2 separate regions of the Homo sapiens genome follow, and region 2 is linked to region 1. The links are chromatin contacts, found by Hi-C in ENCODE. All regions are on one chromosome and are shown on one strand. The core of a region is the stretch at or near the end of the contact, and the rest is flanking DNA. Distances in the headings are between cores, read along the strand shown. Region 1 overlaps ABLIM1 (actin binding LIM protein 1). Region 2 overlaps LOC105378492 (a long non-coding RNA gene).

Region 1 (4,832 bases), core at 1,265-3,764:
TACCAGATACCTGGCCCCAGGCACATAACTGGCAGCCGTCCTGCCTGAGCCTGAGTGGCCAGCGGTGCTGCTAGAGAGCTCACCAGAGCGCCATCACTGCTCTTCCCCATCTATCTTTGTACCCTGCTCCTTAAAAAAAATCACGTCCCCATTTCTGGCCGGGCGCGGTGGCTCATGCCTGTAATCCCAACACTTTGGGAGGCCGAGGCGGGCAGATCACGAGGTCAGGAGATCGAGACCATCCTGGTCAACACGGTGAAACCCCGTTTCTACTAAAAAAAATATTAAATATTAGCCAGGCTTGGTGGCGGGCGCCTATAGTCCCAGCTACTTGGGAGGCTGAGGCAGGAGAATGGCGCGAACCCGGGAGGCGGAGCTTGCAGTAAGCCGAGATCGCACCACTGCACTCCAGCCTGGGCAACAGAGCCGGATTCTGTCTCAAAAAAAAAAAAAAAAAAAAAAAAATCACGTCCCCATTTCTGCATTTTCACATATTCAAAATGCTTTTATAAAAAGACTACACTGTGGCTAGCATGAAACTCTATGAACAACTGACAATTTGCTTATTTAGGTGAGTTTTACAAAGTACCTGCCTACACATTTGAAGTGCAAAAAATTGTTTGCCTTTAATAGTGCTGGTTAAATCAGACATCTGTAGTTATTATTGCTATTTAGTTAATCTCTAAATTGAAGTATGAACTTTAGCATACAAACCAGGATTCTGGGGAAATAACATCTACTCTAATGCAAAATTTAGTGTAAGTCACAACATTTTTTATGAAACCCTTTGTCTGGAAGAGCAGAAAAGAGTTCCGAATTCTTTGTGGACATGAGGTACAGGGAAAGGGCTACAAGCTTTGGAATCAGGAAGTCTGAGAATCATACCTCAATTTACCATCCATAGGGCCTCAAATATGTCACTATTTAACATCTCCAAGCCTCAGGACACACATCTCAAAAATGCAAAGGGCCGGGCTAGACAATTTCAAGTCCTCTTCAGCTGTAAAATTCTATGTTTCGGTGTGAAATCCCATACCCTCTACAAGCTCACATAGTAGTGCTAACAGAAGAGCAATTTTGGTAGAGAAAGAACATTCTTGATGGCAGAAAAATGGAGTTTAACCAATGATTCCTCCGTGTCTGTTACCCAGGAGAAATTCTAATGCCCTAAGCCCTGAGCCCATGTAATATGCTCCTGGGAACAGAAAAAGAGAATTGTAATTCTAGAACCCATCCTTGGACAGAAAATCTGCTCATCTGATAACCTGCTTAGCTCCTGGACTGCTGACAGTCCCTTTTAGTTTCTTTCCTTTACCGCCTCCATTTCTCTAGGAGTGCTCTACTTGTGGCATGAGCCCAGGAGATGGGAAGATGGCCCTGAAGTTCAACCTTAATCCACTTATAACTTATGTTCTGCCTACTTTCAAAAAGGACTGGCTGATTCTTATCAGAGAAGGACATGATTTTAAAACAATTGATCAAGAACCTTAAAATTCAAAAGACCCAAGCTCAGGCAAACATGTTTGTTGTGATGTGAGCTTCTTAGCAGATGAGGGCAAAAGAGGAACTGATAGGCTGCCAAAGTCTCACTGTTTGAAAAAATGGCCACACACACTTGTCACTACAGAAGGTAGGTTTCCTGATTCTAAGTTAATAACAGTCATTGTGGGCTGAAGTTCTATAAGGTCTTGCTTTGTGTAAGGCTTTGTATCAAGACTTTAAATGATTCACAACAACCCTATGAGGTAGGTCGGTGCTATTTTCCAGTCTTGTTCTACAAGCAAGGAAACTAAATTGTTTTACCCAAACCCACCAGTGCTTCCAGAAGACAGAGCTAGGGGTAGAACCCAGGTAGCTGACTCAAGGTCCACACGTTAACCCTGTTAAACTACCTCCTAAAAGCACCAAAGGAATTCTCATACAGGGACCCTCAGTTATGGGACAGAAAAACATCTTCCACAGGAATTTCACTGATGATAGGAAGTATTTAAGTAGTTGTTTCTCATATAGACCCTTGAGAAATACCAAAGACGTAGCACTGAAAGATCACTAAATGAAGTCACTTCCATAGAGGAAGTTAAACTATCGAGGACTATGTGTGTAGTTTTGTTTCTTGTTTTATCTTAAAAGATCTAACTTGATTCAGAGATGGTGCTTAGAATCCCCAAAGGAATAAGCAAATTGTTTTCCAGTCCCTAAGACTCTCCCAAACACAGCTCTGGTGGATGGTGATTTCAGACTAAGGATATACAAACACCTAGAGGCTGGTGGGTTGCTTTAGATCAGGAGTTTTCTAACATTATTGCGCATAAGCAACACCCAAGAAGCCTTTTAAAAATGGGTTCGATGGCCTTAAGGTGGGACCCAGATATGAGTGTCTTTATTTTATAAGCACTGAAATGAGTCTATGCAGATCACCATGAGATGGGAAAACACTGGTCTGGGTGGTACCAAAACCACAAACCTGAGGGTGGATGAAGAGATGAGGAAGCCAAAGGGAGTAACAGAGATGTGCTGCTTACGTGGCAGGTGCATGGGCGGAAGGGAGAGGCAGAATCACGCAAGTTCCCTGTTATGCTCCTGCAGAAAGGCAGTGCAGAGGCTGACTCAGCTTTTTTGCGTCTACTGGTTTTTTCACCCTCAACTGGGAGAGGCTTCCAATGCAACTGGACTGGCTTGATCTCTAAGCTAAACACTCACCTGTTCCAGGAGGCTTTTCTCCTGATGCAGCATCATGAACAGGCAGGATAATGAGGGCGTGCCTTGGCCGTAAATATGTATCCTGGGCAAAGGTGAATAAATCAGTCTGCCCAGGCAGCTTTCACAAAGCCTAGAGGGCTCTATACAAGTCTGTGCAAAGCCAATCTGCACAAATGAGAACATCCTGTAGCCCTACAGCCTTACTAACTGCGAGGCTTCTGAGCTCACAAACACTGCTTTAAACACGTGTGCTATGTCAGAGGAAGGGTCAGCAGCTTATCCTTCTGAGTAAGGGTGCATAAACTAGTTTAGGGAGAAATAAACCATTATACTCTAACTTTCATCATAGAGTAGAAAGACATGGGCTTTGGGAGCAAGAGAACCCAGGGCCTAAATTCTAGACTGAAAATTGGACTTTGGGCACTTTTCTGGACTCATTTCTTCACCTGTAAAAACTAGTATAAGAAAACCTACTATGGCCAAAGTGCGATGGTTTGTGCCTGTAACCCCAGCAGATCACTTGAGCCCAGGAGTTTGAGACCAGCCTGGGCAACATGGAGAAACCCCATCTCTACAAACAACACAAACATTAGCTGGGCATGGTGGTACTTGCCTATAGTCTCAGCAGCTGGGGAGGCTGCGGTGGGAGGATCACTTGAGCCCAGAGGTTGAGGCTGCAGTGAGACATGATTGCACCACTGCACTCCAGCCCAGGTGACAGAGGAAGACCTTGTGTCGAAAGAAAAAAAAAAAAAAAAAAGAAAGAGAAGGGAAGGGAAAGGAAGGGAAAGGAAGGGAAGGGAAGGGAAGGGAAGGGAAGGGAAGGGAAGGGAAGGGAAGGGAAGGGAAGGGAGCCTACTACGTAGGATTGTTATGAAAGTTAAATAAACAAAGGCAAGTTGGTAGCAAAGTAACTGGTGCCAATCAAAGCAGGTGAGCTTTCTTCCTCTCTTTCCCACTAGGTTATAAATTCCCTTAAAGAATTGGGCCACACCTGTATCTTCATAACTCTACACCTCCATGCTTCCCACAAGAAGGTGTTCTAGAAGTGTCCAGTGAATTAATATGCCAACAGAAACCTCTAAATAGATTTGCAACCATTCCCTATACAATTACTTTGGCCAAAAGATGAGTAAAAGATCAACTTCTTCTGTGCCTCAGCTATAGTTTCAGTATTTGCTTGTTTCCAGACACCATGATAGGCACCTCACAAACTTTACCCCACCTGACTCTCCCAGCCACAATGTGAGGTAGGTAATATGCCCATTTCACAGATGAGGAAATCAAAACTTAGAGAGATCAGGAAATCACCCAAGGCTACTCAGTTAGCAAGGGATGGAGCTATGATCTGAATCCAGGTCTGTCCAACTCTAGAGACTGTCCAACAGAGCCAATGTTGTTTTCCCAGGCCTCAGGAGCTCAGTTAATATTGGGAAGGCTCTAGTCAAGATCTGCACTGGCAAAGCAGATCTCCCATGACTTTATATATCCTCTTTCAACTTTTTTAAAGGATACAAATAAAAGTTTATTATATAAAATCGAGCCTTCATATTTCACAGTTTGGCAAGGCTAACGACTAGATCATGTTGTAAGTCCTTAACGAAAATTTTACCCTTCCCATTCCCAACTATTAAAATGGCCTAATCAAAAGTTACAAAAAACGAAGCAAAGTACCACTATAAACAACACCAAGTGCTTTAAAGACAACTATTCCAAATGTATTTTTTAAAATTTAGCAGACTTTGTTAGAGCAGTTTTAGGTTCACTGAAAAATTGGGTGGAACCTGCAGAGAGTTCTCATATATCCCTTCTCCCATACACACAGTCTCCCCCACTAAGAACGTCCCCCAACAGAGTGGTGCATTTGCCACAAATTATGAATCTACATTGATACATCATTATCATCCAAGTCCATAGTTGACACTGGTGTTCACTCTTGGTATTGCACATTCTATGGGTTTAGACAAATTTATAGTGACATGTATCCATCATTATAGTATCATATGGAATAGTTTCACTGCCCTAAAAATCCTCTGTGCTCCACCTATTCATCCCTCAGTATTATTTATTGACATAGGTGACCCCCATGGTATGGGATGCTGTGATCCTGAATTCTTGCAAAGCATCCCTGA
Region 2 (4,832 bases), core at 1,489-3,988, 480 kb before region 1:
ATGCCTGTAATCCCAGTACTTTGGGAGGCTGAGGCGGGCAGATCACGAGGTCAGGAGAATCAAGACCATCCTGGCTAACACGGTGAAATCCCATCTCTACTAAAAATACAAAAAATTAGCCGGGCATGGTGGCGGGCACCTGTAGTTCCAGCTACTCGGGAGGCTGAAGCGGGAGAATGGCGTGAACCCGGGAGATGGAGCTTGCGGTGAACCAAGATCATGCCACTGCACTCCAGCCTGGGAGACAGAGCAAGACTCCATCTCCAAAAAAAAAAAAAAGAAGGACAGCTGAGAGAAAACAGGTGAGAGAAGAAATGTTGAAAGGACTGGTGAGGAGGAAAGAAAAACAAGACTAAGACTAAGATAGTGATCGATTCAGAAAGAGAGAGACGTACAGTAGAAGTTTTCTGTCTTCTGGGGAGCATCATAAGATTGTTCAGTTCTTATGAGTTTCAGCTACTTGAAGAGATTAATAATCAAAACCAAGGACAGTAAACTTAGAATAAATGAGTGCACATTTGCTTTATGAAGTTGGGCTTTTTCTGTTAGCTAAAACAAGGAGAGAAAATTCTTCTCAAGAACCATTTAGGTGACTGCCCCCTCTCCAGCCACCCACCTCTGCTGAGCCACAGAGGCCTAGATTCTTCAACACACAGGATTTTTCTCTTTTTTGAGACAGGGTCTCACTCTGTCACCCATATTTAGTAGAGAAAGAGTTTTGCTATGTTGCCCAGGCTCGTCTCAGACTCCTGGGCTCAAGCCATCTGCCTGCCTAGGCCTCCCAAGGTGCTGGGATTACAGCATCAGCCACCGCACCTGCCAACACACAGAATTTTTCATTGAGATGATAGTGCTCCAAGTCCTGATGCAAACAGACTAACCAGGGCTCCAGAGCGGTTGGGTCACCTATATCACTAAGTAGGCCCTCCCCTGAACCTTTATATCCCCCGCCATCAACTCCCATACAATCCTCTTGTTCTCTGTTCCTCCTAGATAGTAAGCATTGTCCTCTGTTCCTTATCCCGAAATATTACTATTTTAGTGAAACTTTTTGAAATTGCAGGATGCAACCTATTTGTGGGTGGTAAAATCAGTTCAGTGGGTTGCAATCAACTATTTTTTAAAATGAGATAGAAAATAATATTGAATCACACACAGTAATGTGAAGTATCATTTTATGAAACTTTTATCTCAGTTACATATGTACAGGTAATATGTACTTTTTACTGTGAGTCTCAGTCAAAAATACTTAAAAAACTGACTTGGGTATCTGTACAGAACCAGTTATGATCATGTCTGATTTCTTTTTATATGTACTATAGCACCTAGCACCCTGCCTTAACACAGAGAAAATGTCCACTAAATATTTATGGAATAAACAGGAATGAATGAATTAATGAATGCACAAATGGATAAAGTACATGAAGTATTTCAAGAGTGAGAAAGCAGATATGGTAAGGTAGAAAAAAGTAAGACTGTCTTTGGGAAAATTTCTTTTACTTTTGGGGAAAGCTTGCTCATTTCAAGGCTCTAAGGTCCTGTTCATCTTGCATAACTGAAGTTTTGATTGGACAAAATATCCACTTGATAATTTCCTACTTCCCAATGTAGTTTATATTGCATGAAACTAATATAACAGTCTTTCAGAACTAGTGTAGTGACATGCATAACAAGATTGGAAGTAGATAATTTTCCATTTTAATGTTAGTGTCATGTCTTACTTAAAATTATCAGTGACAGTGGACGTGTTGGTAAAAAAAGGAAACAAGCTAAACATCCATCCACTGAGAAATGGATTAACAAAGTGGTCCATCCATGCAATGGAACTACTCAGTGATAAAAAGCGATGAAGTATTGATACATGAAACAACATGGATGAACTTTGAAAACATTATCCTAAGTGAAAGAAGCCAAACACAAAAGACAGCATATTGTATGATCCCATTCATAAGAGCTTTATAAACAAAAGGCGGATCAATGGTTGCTTGGGCCGGCGAGTGAGAGTGGGGATTGACTGCAAACAAGCCAAGTGATGTGGTTTGGCTGTGTCCCCACTCAAATCTCATCTTGAATTGTAACTTCCATAATTCCCATGTGTTGTAGGAGGGATCCAGTGGGAGATAATTGAATCATGGTGGAAGTTTCCCCCATACTGTTCTTGTGGTAGTGAATAAGTCTCAGGAGATCTAATGGTTTTGTAAAGGGTTTTCCCTTTTGCTTGATTCTCATTCTGTTTCTTGCCTGCTGCCATGTAAGGTGTCTTTTGCCTCCCGCCACGATTGTGAGGCCTCCCCAGCCATGTGGAACTGTGAGTCCATTAAATCTCTTTTTCTTTATAAATTACCCAGTCTCGGGTGTGTCTTTATCAGCAGCATGAGAACGGATGAATACTCCAAAGGAGGGAATGTTTTGAGGTATTGGAAGTTTTCTAAAACTGAATTGTAGTGATGGTTGTATGGTTGTACAAATGGACACATTTTCTGAAACTTATTTAACTGTGCACTTACAGTGCATGAATTTTCTGCTATGTAGATTATACCTCAATGAAACTGTTAAAAATAATTACAGATGCTTTGAAATGCCTTCTGGCAGTACAGGAGAAAGTTTCCCTTCTACTTCACAGTTGTGGATTTATTTTTTGGAAAACTGGACTTCTCTAAAAAGTCAGACCATTATGTAACCTGGCCGCTTCCCCCTTTTCCAGGAACGCGGGCAGAACATCAATGTCTGTCTATCTGCCTGCTGGTCAGCTTCCTTATGAGGAGGCACAATACCAACTGGCAAGCAGGGCCTTGCTGGTCATTTGCCCACTCACTCAGCAATGGGGATGCCAGGGGGGAAATAATTCCTTTGAAGCCCTTTCTATACTGTTGTGCTCCTCAGCAGACAGGATGTAGGGTCTTTCCTATGCTGCCAAAATCAGCAGCAATTGTCAAAAGAAAACACCAGACCAGTACAATAAATGTGAGGGATTTTTCTCACCAAATAACTCATTTCACTTTGAAAGTACAAAGCAGTTACATTTCTAACCTTGCAACTTGAAATCATACAGCTATTCAAAGCTAATGATCAAGGCAGGCAGCATTTTGAAGAAACAATTGCCATTTTCCTCCTTGCTTGTTCAGATAATGAAGGAATGTGTCTTACACATCTTCTACCCTCTCCTACCCTCCTTCCAAATAGTACCCTGGAACTGTGCTAAGTGCGTACTAAGCTCTGGATAAATACTTGTTGATTTGATTGATTCTTTGTCTACCCTAGTGACAATGGCCAGATTAGAATTGATGGGATGATTCCCGAAAGCTGGGAATGGAACACCCTGTACACTGTGGTCTCAGTAATTTGATTAATGATGATGTGTTTTACAATGATTACTTTCAAATCACAAATCTCCAGAATCCCTCAAATCCAAACTGGGTCTGGAAGGCAGGGGGAAGCTTAACAATATTTTGGCTCTCATCAGTTCATGTCAAAATTACAAACCAATTCCAAGTAGGTGAAAGTTATTATAGCTCACAGTTATATGAAAACCAATTTCAGCATTGCTAATGTTTAAAACAGACAGGTGCTGCGTTCAATTTTTTTTAAATGTCACCAGAGTTTCCACGTGATTTATAATCCTAATTCAAAAAAAGCAAAGCTTATGTGAGTCCTTGGCAAAACGCACAAAATACAAACTAAAATGAACAACAAATGGCAACTCGATATTGAACTGGGAATTACATTTTGTGCTGTTTCATTAACTTTTCCAAGTATTTCTTTCTAAAATGCACTCCTGGCTACCCCCGACACACACACGAGATAAAGGAAGAGTGCACACAGATGGCTCCCGTCCAGGCCACTCAGCGGCTCAAAGTGAATGTGATTCCTGTGTTCTCTCCATGCAGATCGTCAATGATGAAGCATGCAGTAAATAACCCTCCCTCCCTGGAAGTGAAGACAGCCTGTGGGGGAGAACTGGCTCCATTAAAGGCTTCAAGCCACAGGAGTTGTTTTCTCCGGAGATGATGAACGTGGGCTGGAAAAAGAGACAAGAGTCACCTACTTCGTGCAGCTTTTTCCCCCCAAACTGCTAAAAGTCCTTTACCCTCAAATAAAATCATCAAGAGAGAGCTGGAAATGGCATCTCTTGCCACAGATCTGTGTTTTATTGTTATTGTTTTCACATAGTATTTACTTAAAGTCTGCTGTATATCCAGCCCATGTGTAACTCACCAAATTTTGAGCATCTTTTTTTGACTGTGCCTGCCTATCCAGTTCTTTGTAAGATCCTTGAGAAATAGAATTGAGCCTTTTCTTCTTTGTAGCTTTGGCCTCTCAGCCAAGGCCTGGCAAAGAGTGTGCATTCAATTAATGTTGGTTGAATGGATGAATAGAAATGAATGGATGGGTGGGTGGATGGATGGATGGATGGATGGACCAATCAGTCAATAGATCTCCCCATTTTTAAGCTCCTGTGTGTCAAAGTTCCCTGGCATTGAGATTGTCCTATCAATGCACAGCATTAAATTCCTGCCGTCCATCTGTTTCGATGGTAAGCTTGGAGAAATACTTGTGGAAAGAGTTCCTTGCTTCTCTGATGCCACATGTGGAATGCTCTTTGCCAAATGCACTATTTGTCACTGAACACCACTCTTCCTGATATCTTATTCCATTTATAGATTCTGGCTCTGGAGTGCAAGATTTTATTTTTTGAATTAAAATGTGATAAGAGACCTTTCAGTTCCCAGAGTTTCTTCTCTTGTCTGTAGGTCAGAAGTTATTGGCTAGAGTCCCAGTATCTCCCTTGAGCTACCGCATGCGTCTGCTGACCAAATCTTCTTAGCCTTCAA

The links. A loop is a pair of places that touch in the nucleus more often than their neighbours do. Pooled maps may share reads with other maps.
Region 2: a loop to region 1 is called in a map with no recorded cell type, with 3 times the contacts of the local background. The contact joins two enhancer-like sites. A Hi-C loop is called at or near these places in 2 of 37 single-sample maps with no recorded cell type and 2 of 50 pooled maps.

Annotation. Positions count from the first base shown.
Region 1 is chr10:114,497,242-114,502,073 of GRCh38, forward strand. All of the region lies in intron 6 of ABLIM1 (actin binding LIM protein 1), which reads right to left. Among named protein-coding and RNA genes, the nearest start is that of AFAP1L2, 95 kb to the left of the region's middle. RefSeq lists an enhancer at 2,001-3,200. Within about 2 kb of position 2,515, at least 12 of the 41 ENCODE cell types and tissues checked have a DNase peak (open chromatin) inside an H3K27ac peak, as active enhancers do.
Region 2 is chr10:114,018,618-114,023,449 of GRCh38, forward strand. It overlaps LOC105378492 (a long non-coding RNA gene), which reads left to right. Exons shown (of 3, transcript XR_946332.1): 3 at 3,888-4,078. Among named protein-coding and RNA genes, the nearest start is that of ADRB1, 23 kb to the right of the region's middle. Within about 2 kb of position 2,739, at least 2 of the 41 ENCODE cell types and tissues checked have a DNase peak (open chromatin) inside an H3K27ac peak, as active enhancers do.